2 separate regions of the Homo sapiens genome follow, and region 1 is linked to region 2. A link is an interaction called in ENCODE POLR2A ChIA-PET data of the cell type or tissue named here. Cell type or tissue: MCF 10A. All regions are shown on one strand. Each heading gives the region's core, and the rest is flanking DNA. Links, peaks and the distances in the headings are about the cores only.

Evidence for each region. Peaks named below come from ENCODE experiments on the same cell type or tissue, not always from the same donor. Only the 100,000 strongest peaks of a DNase experiment are listed, where the experiment ranks them.
Region 1: POLR2A ChIA-PET joins it to region 2 with 5 read pairs; 2 of 35 experiments call an interaction of 5 or more read pairs at or near these places.

The regions. Positions count from the first base shown.
Region 1 is chr10:121,026,628-121,031,035 of GRCh38, reverse strand. The region is part of intron 3 of LOC105378521 (a long non-coding RNA gene); the gene reads left to right. Among named protein-coding and RNA genes, the nearest start is that of LINC01153, 150 kb to the left of the region's middle. In MCF 10A, for the core only: no CTCF peak of the experiment used is centred there; no DNase peak of the experiment used is centred there.
Region 2 is chr10:121,094,684-121,099,091 of GRCh38, reverse strand. No RefSeq gene overlaps it. Among named protein-coding and RNA genes, the nearest start is that of LINC01153, 82 kb to the left of the region's middle. In MCF 10A, for the core only: no CTCF peak of the experiment used is centred there; a DNase peak (open chromatin) is centred at 1,971.

The sequences.
Region 1 (4,408 bases), core at 121-4,120, 68 kb after region 2:
CCGAAAGCTTTTCCAAAAATGTCTATTCATTAAAAACAAATAACAGAGTAAACAAAAAACAATGTAAGTATAATTTTTAAACCAATTCTGATTATTTCCTTAGAATGAATGTCTACAGGTGGAATTATTGAAGCAGAGGCAAAGATATTTTAGACGTATTGCCATAAGTTCTTTTCAGGAAAAAATGTATCACTTTACATTCTCACCACCACTGTATGAGAGTGTCTTGTTCGTTGTATTTTTGCCAACACTGAAAATTATTGAGTTTTTAAATCTTTGCAAATTTAATAGGAAAAACATAATACCGAATTCCAATTTGCCTGCCTTTGATTATTAACTATAAAAATTAAAACAGTGTGACACAGATTAATGGTACAGAATGAATAGTTTATAAAGAGAATTAAGTTATTGAAAAGGGGAGCATCACAAACAAGTGGGACGGGGGAGAGTAATTTTTCAGAACAAAGGAAGACAAAATGAGATCCACATCCCATGCCTTCTCCTAGTGTACTTGAATGTGAGTGTGCATTCTAATCACCCAGAGAGCTTCTGAAAACACAGACTGCTAGTGCCGGCCCCAGTTTCTAATTCACAGGACTGGGGTAGGGCCCAAGATTTTGCATTTCTAAGGAGGTGATGCTGTTGCTTGCTGGTCCAGGGACCACACTTTGAGAACCATTCCCTTGTACAACAAACTAGATCAATGAAAGGGGCAAGTGAGAAAAAGAAGCAAATTTGAACCTCTCTCAGTCCTTGACAGATGCTATATATGCATATTACATGTTACATTATCACATTAGAGAATGTATGTTCTTTTCAAGTACTTATGAAACAATTACAGATCTTAACTGTGTACTCAGCATAAAATCCATATCATTCCATGAAGGCAACCTCAACATAGCTTAAAATGTAGGAAGAGGAAAGATCACGTTTTCTGACCAAAATGCAATACAGCTAGAAATTAAGTAGAAACAAGCAAACGGTAACTTGCCAACCATTTGGGAAATATACCAGTCTCTTTAAAATACCTGTTTTGCTAAAACAACAATAACAAGACTACTGTACACTAAAATGTATGTGTTGAAGCTAAACTTGTCCTTAGGCAAAAACTTACATCTGTAAGTTCTGTCATTACTCAACAAAGAGTGAAATAGAATAAACACAAAACTCAATAATGTAGGAAAAGATTATCTAACCTAAAGCAAAAGGAAAGAATAAATATGAAATGTGAAATTGAGTTTAAACTGGAAAAGCCAAAAGCAATAGAATTGTTTAATTAATTCAAGATATTTAAAAAAATAAAATAAGAAAATAAATCATAACCTACCTTAGTCAAAAAAAGGAAAAAGGTGGGAAAATACAAATACCCAAAACTAGTCAAAAGAAAAGATAGATAACCACAGATGCAGGGAAAAGTTTTTAAAGTATTAAAGAAAACTTTGTAAAGCTGGGTATATACCCAAAGGATTATAAATCATGCTGCTATAAAGACACATGCACACGTATGTTTATTGAGGCACTATTCACAATAGCAAAGACTTGGAACCAAACCAAATGTCCAACAATGATAGACTGGATCAAGGAAATGTGGCACATATACACCATGAAATACTAGGCAGCCATAAAAAATGATGAGTTCATGTCCTTTGTAGGGACATGGATGAAGCTGGAAACCATCATTCTCAGCAAACTATCGCAAGGACAAAAAACCAAACACCGCGTGTTCTCACTCATAGGCGGGAATTGAACAATGAGAACACATGGACACTGGAAGGGAAACATCACACACCGGGGCCTGTTGTGGGGTGGGGGGAGGGGGGAGGGATAGCATTAGGAGATATACCTAATGTTAAATGACGAGTTAATGGGTGCAGCACACCAACATGGCACATGTATACATATGTAACTAACCTGCACATTGTTCACATGTACCCTAAAACTTAAAGTATATAAAGAAAAACTGTGCAAATAAATTTTAAAACTTGGGTGATATAGATAATTATTTTAGAAAAATAAGTTCTCTATATGAAGTAGAAATAGGAAACCTAAAATAGGCTATAAGATGATTGTGAAGAACCTTATCCTAAAAGTGGCCAGGCCCATATAGTCCACACAGATCAAACCATCAACGAATAGGTAACACAAGAATTATTTAAATTATTTTAGAACTCAGAGAAAAAAGAGCTACTCCTTTTTGCTTTTCTTGTTTTTATAAAGCCAGCAAAGTATTATAACAAAATCTATCAAAATTATACTAAAAAGAAAACTACAGCCATTTCATTTATAAACCCTAAACAAAATATTAGCAAATAGAACCAGCACTATCAGTGATCATTATAATCACGGTTACATAATGTCTGTCCAAGCCAGCACAATAAACCAAAATAAGTGGTGTAAATACTGGAAATGAGCAAACAAAATTGTCATTATTTGCAGATAAAATGATTATATGCCAGAGAAAATCCAAGACAATAAAACTGAGAAAGCTATTAGAAACTATATGAAACAGTGGTAATATGACTCTAGTTTCAAAATAAATGTACAAAGAAGCAATAACTTTCTTTCATACTAACAATAACCAGTAAGAAAATATAGTGAATAAAAATTCTACTCATAATAACAATTTATATATAGTAACCATAAGACGTGCTATATAGAGAAAACAACAAAATTCTATTCATGGGCAGAAAAAGAGTTTTGAGAAAATGGAGAGCTGTACCTTTTAGATATGCTCTCTTTACGAAGTGCAGGAAAATCATTGTTAGTTTTTGAACTACATTCTTTTATATTCTTCTATAGTCTAAAGGGAAGATAAGCTCTTTTTTTTTGCAGCCTGAGCTGGTTTTGTTTAGCCAAACAAATGATGAGCTGGTTAAGTATTGGAAAGATAAGTCCTCATGCCTTGGAAACTATAATGGACTAATTAAGAGAGTGAGATTTGACTAGAGTTGAAAAACAGGGAGGAGAAGGGACGAGATCAAAGTTAGGGGCCCAGCTGGGGCTTAAAGAGAGAGAGGGAACCTTCCTTTTGTAATAAGACAAGTAGAAGGAGTTTTAAGAATACACTTCCAATATTCAGTTTATAGTCATTTGTTGTGCTGTGTTTTTATGTAACCCATTTCCATAGCCTCCAAACCTTCGATGATAATTATAACAGCTCATATTTATTGAGCACCTACTTGCCAGACACTGCCCTGAGCACTTTAACTCTTTAACACTTTAACTTTCTACATTTAATTATCACAAAAATCCTATTTTCCTACCTTACAGATGAGGAATTAAGGCAGAGAGACATTAAGTAACTTGATCAAGTGCATAGCTTACAAGTGTGAAGTCAAGCTGTTGACCCAGACATTCTGACTCCAGGGCTCAGATTTGTAACACTACCCTGATGTTGCCTATCTACCATGCACATGGCCTTGAGTTAGTGCCAGTGAAAAGATCAGATGGTTTCCAGTGGAGTGTTGTGGACTGGAGAAAGGACAGATGTGCGGGGGTCAGAGCCAGACTGGAGATCAAGAATTCCATGGAAGCAGGAATATGGAACTGACTCCGGGAAAAATAAACACCAACCCCTTTGACTGCCGTGACACCCCAGAGAGCCTGGAAAGCGTGCTGAGACTTCTATCAGGTGTGACTTGGGATGTTGAAACAATTTTATTACATCTTAAAGTAAATGATTACTTCAACTGACTAGATAACTTAGATCCATCCCAGTAGTTGAAATATGGCTTTTAATGCATTAAAATGCTAATGCTCCCTAAATGAATAGAAAAGTAATGCAGGCATACCCAAATTCAAGTGAGATTTTTTTTGATTTGGCCAAACTTCAAAATTTTATTTAATGGAAAAAATTATACCAAGAAATAATTTTAAAAGACTTAAGAAGAACTTAACCTATGAAACAATAAAACCTATTATAAAGCTATACAAATTAACAAAGTGTGTATTTCAAATCAGAAAATTAGTCAATAGCTAATGTTTGAACAAAAAGCTAAACATTTGAAAAGAAATCTAAATTCCGGTATACAACTAACATCATATGGAATTTTAAATGAACCAAAGATGTAAATATTTTAAAAACCCACAAAAGTACTAGAAGAAAATATGGGTGAATAATCTTGGTGTGGCAAAGACCTTTCTAAGTTTTCCATAAACTCCACCTTGCCCTAACCACCAAAAAGGTGGAGGCTTAAATAGTTTAAACTTCAGAACTGGAGGAGAAGGCTGACTAAGCACTTGCAACTATCCCCAGTTCCACCAGAAATCTCATGAAATGTAGGAAAAAATATTTTAATAATAAAACTATAACTGGTATGAATAACAATGAGAAAAAGTGCCATCAGAGGACAAGAATTTTTTTTTAACTCCTGAAAGAATCGAAATGGATCAGATCAACACAGGGAAA
Region 2 (4,408 bases), core at 324-4,323:
TACCCTGGAAGATACCATAGAAGAATATAGCATGTCTCTCCTCTTGAGAAGCTTACACTGTAATTAGGGAGATAGCAACACAAGGAGGGTGGTTGATTAAGTGTGAGACTATTGCAATAGATTAGAGCTCAGGGTCTGAGTCAGACAGATCTGGGTTTGAGTCTCAGCATTGCTCGTTATAATCTGTGCAGCCTTGGGAAAATTATTAAATGTTGTGAGCCTCAATTTCTTTGTCTATAAAACTTGGAAAAGCATCTGCAAACTATCTCACAGAGTTGTTGTAAGGATAAAATGACATAAAGCATGAAAGTATGTAGCCTAGTACATGGCATATGGTAAATAATAAGTGGTAACTGCTATTGTTTTACTATTATTTCCAGTAAATACTGGTAAATTCTGTAAAGTTGCTTATAAAAAATTTTACCGAGAGACTGGCAGATAGGAAGCCCTTTCCAGGGCACAGGCAGACAGGAACACCAGCTGAACATTGAGAGGACAACTGGTAAGCCCTCAGGAACCACTCGTTGGCAATTGATTTTATACACATTTTCCTAGTCATTCATATCTTATCTGCCTGCACTACTTGCTCAGAATTACTGAGGGAGCCACAAAGTTAGTTTGCTGTATTTGTTACAGATGAGGGTCAGTTGTCATTTCCATCATAAAATCCATGCTTCATGGATCTAAAGCTTGGAATTTAAAATGACACGGGGCTTAAACTCTACTTAACGCTTTTGATTTAAAACCTACTCAGAGAACAAGAGTTCTTAAGTCCACATGGCAGATAATACCACTGCTGCCTCTTTGGTATAAGTTACCTTTGAAAATGAATTCTATATCTGGCCTTGCACAGCCTTTTCAATGATAAATAGCTTTAAACAAAGAGTCATAAAAAATCAACACTTTCATAAAGCAAATAATCAACCACATTGGCTTTCTCTACGGGAGAATTAATGGTGTCTTGGGAAGGTTCCATTTTCATGCATTTTGATGATGACTTTTTAAAATGGCTACTTTAGAAAAGAATGCTTTAAGCAGAGGAAGGAGAAATATTTTTTACTATTTCCTTAGCCTCTAGAGGTATATATTTAATACATTTATATTTTTATATGAAATTTTATTTAAAGGTAAAAATGCATTACATGTTATATCAGTAAACATTTTTTCTTTTGGCTTATGAATCAAAGACATACTACAACTAAATGTACATCTGTTAGCAGACTGATCCTAAAGCATTTGACTTATAAATAATGAGATCAGTATTCCACAGGAAGTATCTGATAGCCCACATCAGCAAGGAATTTTAATTTTTTTGTTAAAAAAAAATTGCTCTGATTTCAACTTTGGAGATAAGAAAATGCTCAGAGAATTTCCCAAAGAAAGCTTGAGAAAGTTTGAAACACTTCCAGGAAATGCTCATGATCTAGTTGAAAATGTTAAGGCTCTATAGTGTCTAGTATCACCCTGTGACCCCTTATTTGTGGCATCCAGGTAAAGGGAACAGGATGGGGAAAGCTAACAGGGCTGCATCTTCATTTTCTTGTAAACACGGGTGTCTCCCATAGGCTTTTAGTTTCTACTTTCCAGGGCCCAGTGAACATATCTTCTTACCTCGGGCTGCCTTCAGAATTAGACCAAGATTCTAAGAAAAGCTATCAAAAGGCTTAGGCAAGGCTGATAAGAGAGCTTAGTTTCATAATTCAGCTAGTGAATTGGCTTTGACTGACTCATGCTGGTAGCAAGGGGCTGAAACTGCTCATGGAGTCTTGTGGATTTCTACGGAGATATGAAAGCTAAGGCATTCCAGTTTATTTCTGGGGGTAGATTGAAAAATAATGACGATGATATTGAGCAACTCCCTGTAGACTCGAGAGGTGGAGTCTACTGCCCACCCCTTGAACCTGGTCTGGCTTTGTGGCTTGTTTTGACCAGCAGAATGCAGCATAAGTTGTGTAAGTTCTGGAGCCTAGGCCTCAAGGGGCATGTAGGTTCTGCCTTTGTCCTCGTGGAATGTTTCAGCTACCATGTAAGGAAACCTAGGCAAGCTTACTGAATCATGAGAGACCACATGGAGAGATAAACCAAGCCGGCAGCCAGCATGAAGGCCCCAGGCATGTGTGTGATGTCACCTTCGACCCGCCAGCCCCAGCTGAGCTACCAGCTGACTGCAGCTGCCTGCAATAGTGAGCCTGACAAGACCAGCAGAATTTCCCAGTCAACCCACAGAGTCATGAGAAATAATAAACTATGGTTTTAAATCAGGGGTCTATGGGCCAAATCTGATCTGGCACATGTTTTGTAAATAAAGTTTTATTGGAACACCACCACCACACTTATCCACTGACATACTGTCTATGGCTACTCTTGTGGAGCTGCAACAGAGTTGAGAGTTGCCAAAGAGACCACATGGCCCACCAAGTCTAAAACATCACTCTTGCCCTTTACAAAAGTTTGTCTGCCCGTATTTTAAGCCACTAGGTTTTGGGGATGTTTTTGATATACAACAGTAAATAATATATAGAAGTTGGGTTATTAGTGATGGTCCTCCAGAGAAACAGAACCAATAGGATATATATTTATTTATGAAAAGATTTATTATATAGAATTCACTTACGTGATTATGGGGGCTCAGAATTCACAAGATCTGCAGTTGGCAGGCTGAAGACCCAGAAAAGCTGAGGGTGTAGTTTCAGTCTGAGTCCAAAAAGCCTGAGAATCATGAGAGTCGATGGTAGAGATTCTAAGCCAAAAGCAGGCAGGTTTGAGATCCAGGAAGAGCCAGTGATTCAGTTTGAGTCCAGAGGCAGGTAAAGTCCAATGTTTCAGCTGAAGGCAGTCAAGCAGAAGGAGTCAGGCAGGTGGAGTCAGCCCTTTTGCTCCATTCAGGCCTTAAAACTGGAGGAGACCTCAGTTTGAAGGAGGCCCACCCACACTGAGAGAGCCATCTGCTTCACTCAGTCTACTATTTCAAATATCAATGTCATCCAGAAATGCCCTCACAGACAAAGCCAGAATAATGTTTGCTCAAATATCTGGGCACCTCATAGCCCAGTCAGATTGACACATAAAATTAACCATTACATTTTGTATCTAAAAGTGAGGTGTTGCTTCACAGTCCCTTTCAGTATCTTCAGTGCTACTGCTACCTGACTCTGTCACATCCCTTCCTTGCCTGTGTGGTCCTGGCACCTTCACTTCTTGCTCAGAATGTCATCAGAGCCTCCCAATGCTTCCCCTACTTCTGCGTCTGCTCTTTCTAATAGCAACATAGCATGGGGAGGGAGCCTGTGAAATGTGAGTCAGCTCATACCACTTCTCTTGAATACCATGCTTCACATGGAAGGAGGCATCACTTCATAGCTCTATTGACCCCAGTGGTGGACATCTTAGAATAATGTAGTAGCTCTTAGTATTTCCCAGTGAATATTTGTTAATGGAATGAATAAATGAAAAAAATCGGAAACAAAGGGGCAAGACTGGTGACACCAGTCAAATAAAGCATGATGAGGAGTTCCATGTTACACGTACTTAGCACGATAATGTTGGATGTTGTAAGGACGATTGGCAGTGTAATGATAAATGAATTGTAAATATGAACATTTAAAACAACCGAAGCGGTAAGTACATAAATCATTAAAGCAAAGATAATTAAAATTGTAAAAAAAAAAAAAAGAGATAAAAGTGAGGCATTACAGGAACAAAAACACAAAATTGGTGGCATTGGCTCTGGACTAGAATGTGCACAGAAGGTGGGATGGACGCCATGGGTGGGGGCTGGAAAAAGGTGAGGAAACTGCTATTGAAGGTGGAGAAAAGTCAGCTAGGTTATGAAGTGGTGGATGATAGTCCAAACTATCATTCATGGTAACTTGGAACACAGAAAATTACCTACTGAATTCATAGATATGGCTAAGGAAGTCTCTAGACAGAATATTGTAAGTGCCACTTAGCTTCTTCTAACTGTGTATGATATGTACTGGGAGAGATGAGCTTTAGGCAGAGCTATTTAGTTTACAAGCAGAATTTAGAAAAAAATATAAAAGATCCAGGACATGGTTGATTAGAAAATAAGATGCTCTCATTTCCAACACACACACACTTCCCACCCCTGCCAGTAGAAAATTTTCAAGTGAAACAAAGTCTGAGGTTAAAAGTCCATCAAGTTTGTGGCTGCAAGATCCTTTATTAAGACCTCAGAAAACCTTAAGCTGGTGCCCAACATGCCTCTGAGCCAGACAAACAGGCTTTAAGAATCTTAAAGGAGTATCCCACAGCAGATTCACACTCAGCTCAAAATAGAGAGAGATCTGCCTCAAAATAGAATAAGGGATAGAATTTTGCAGGCATAGACTCAACCCCAATCAGAGTCAAGGGAAACATACAAAGTGTTAAAGATATTGCATTGTTA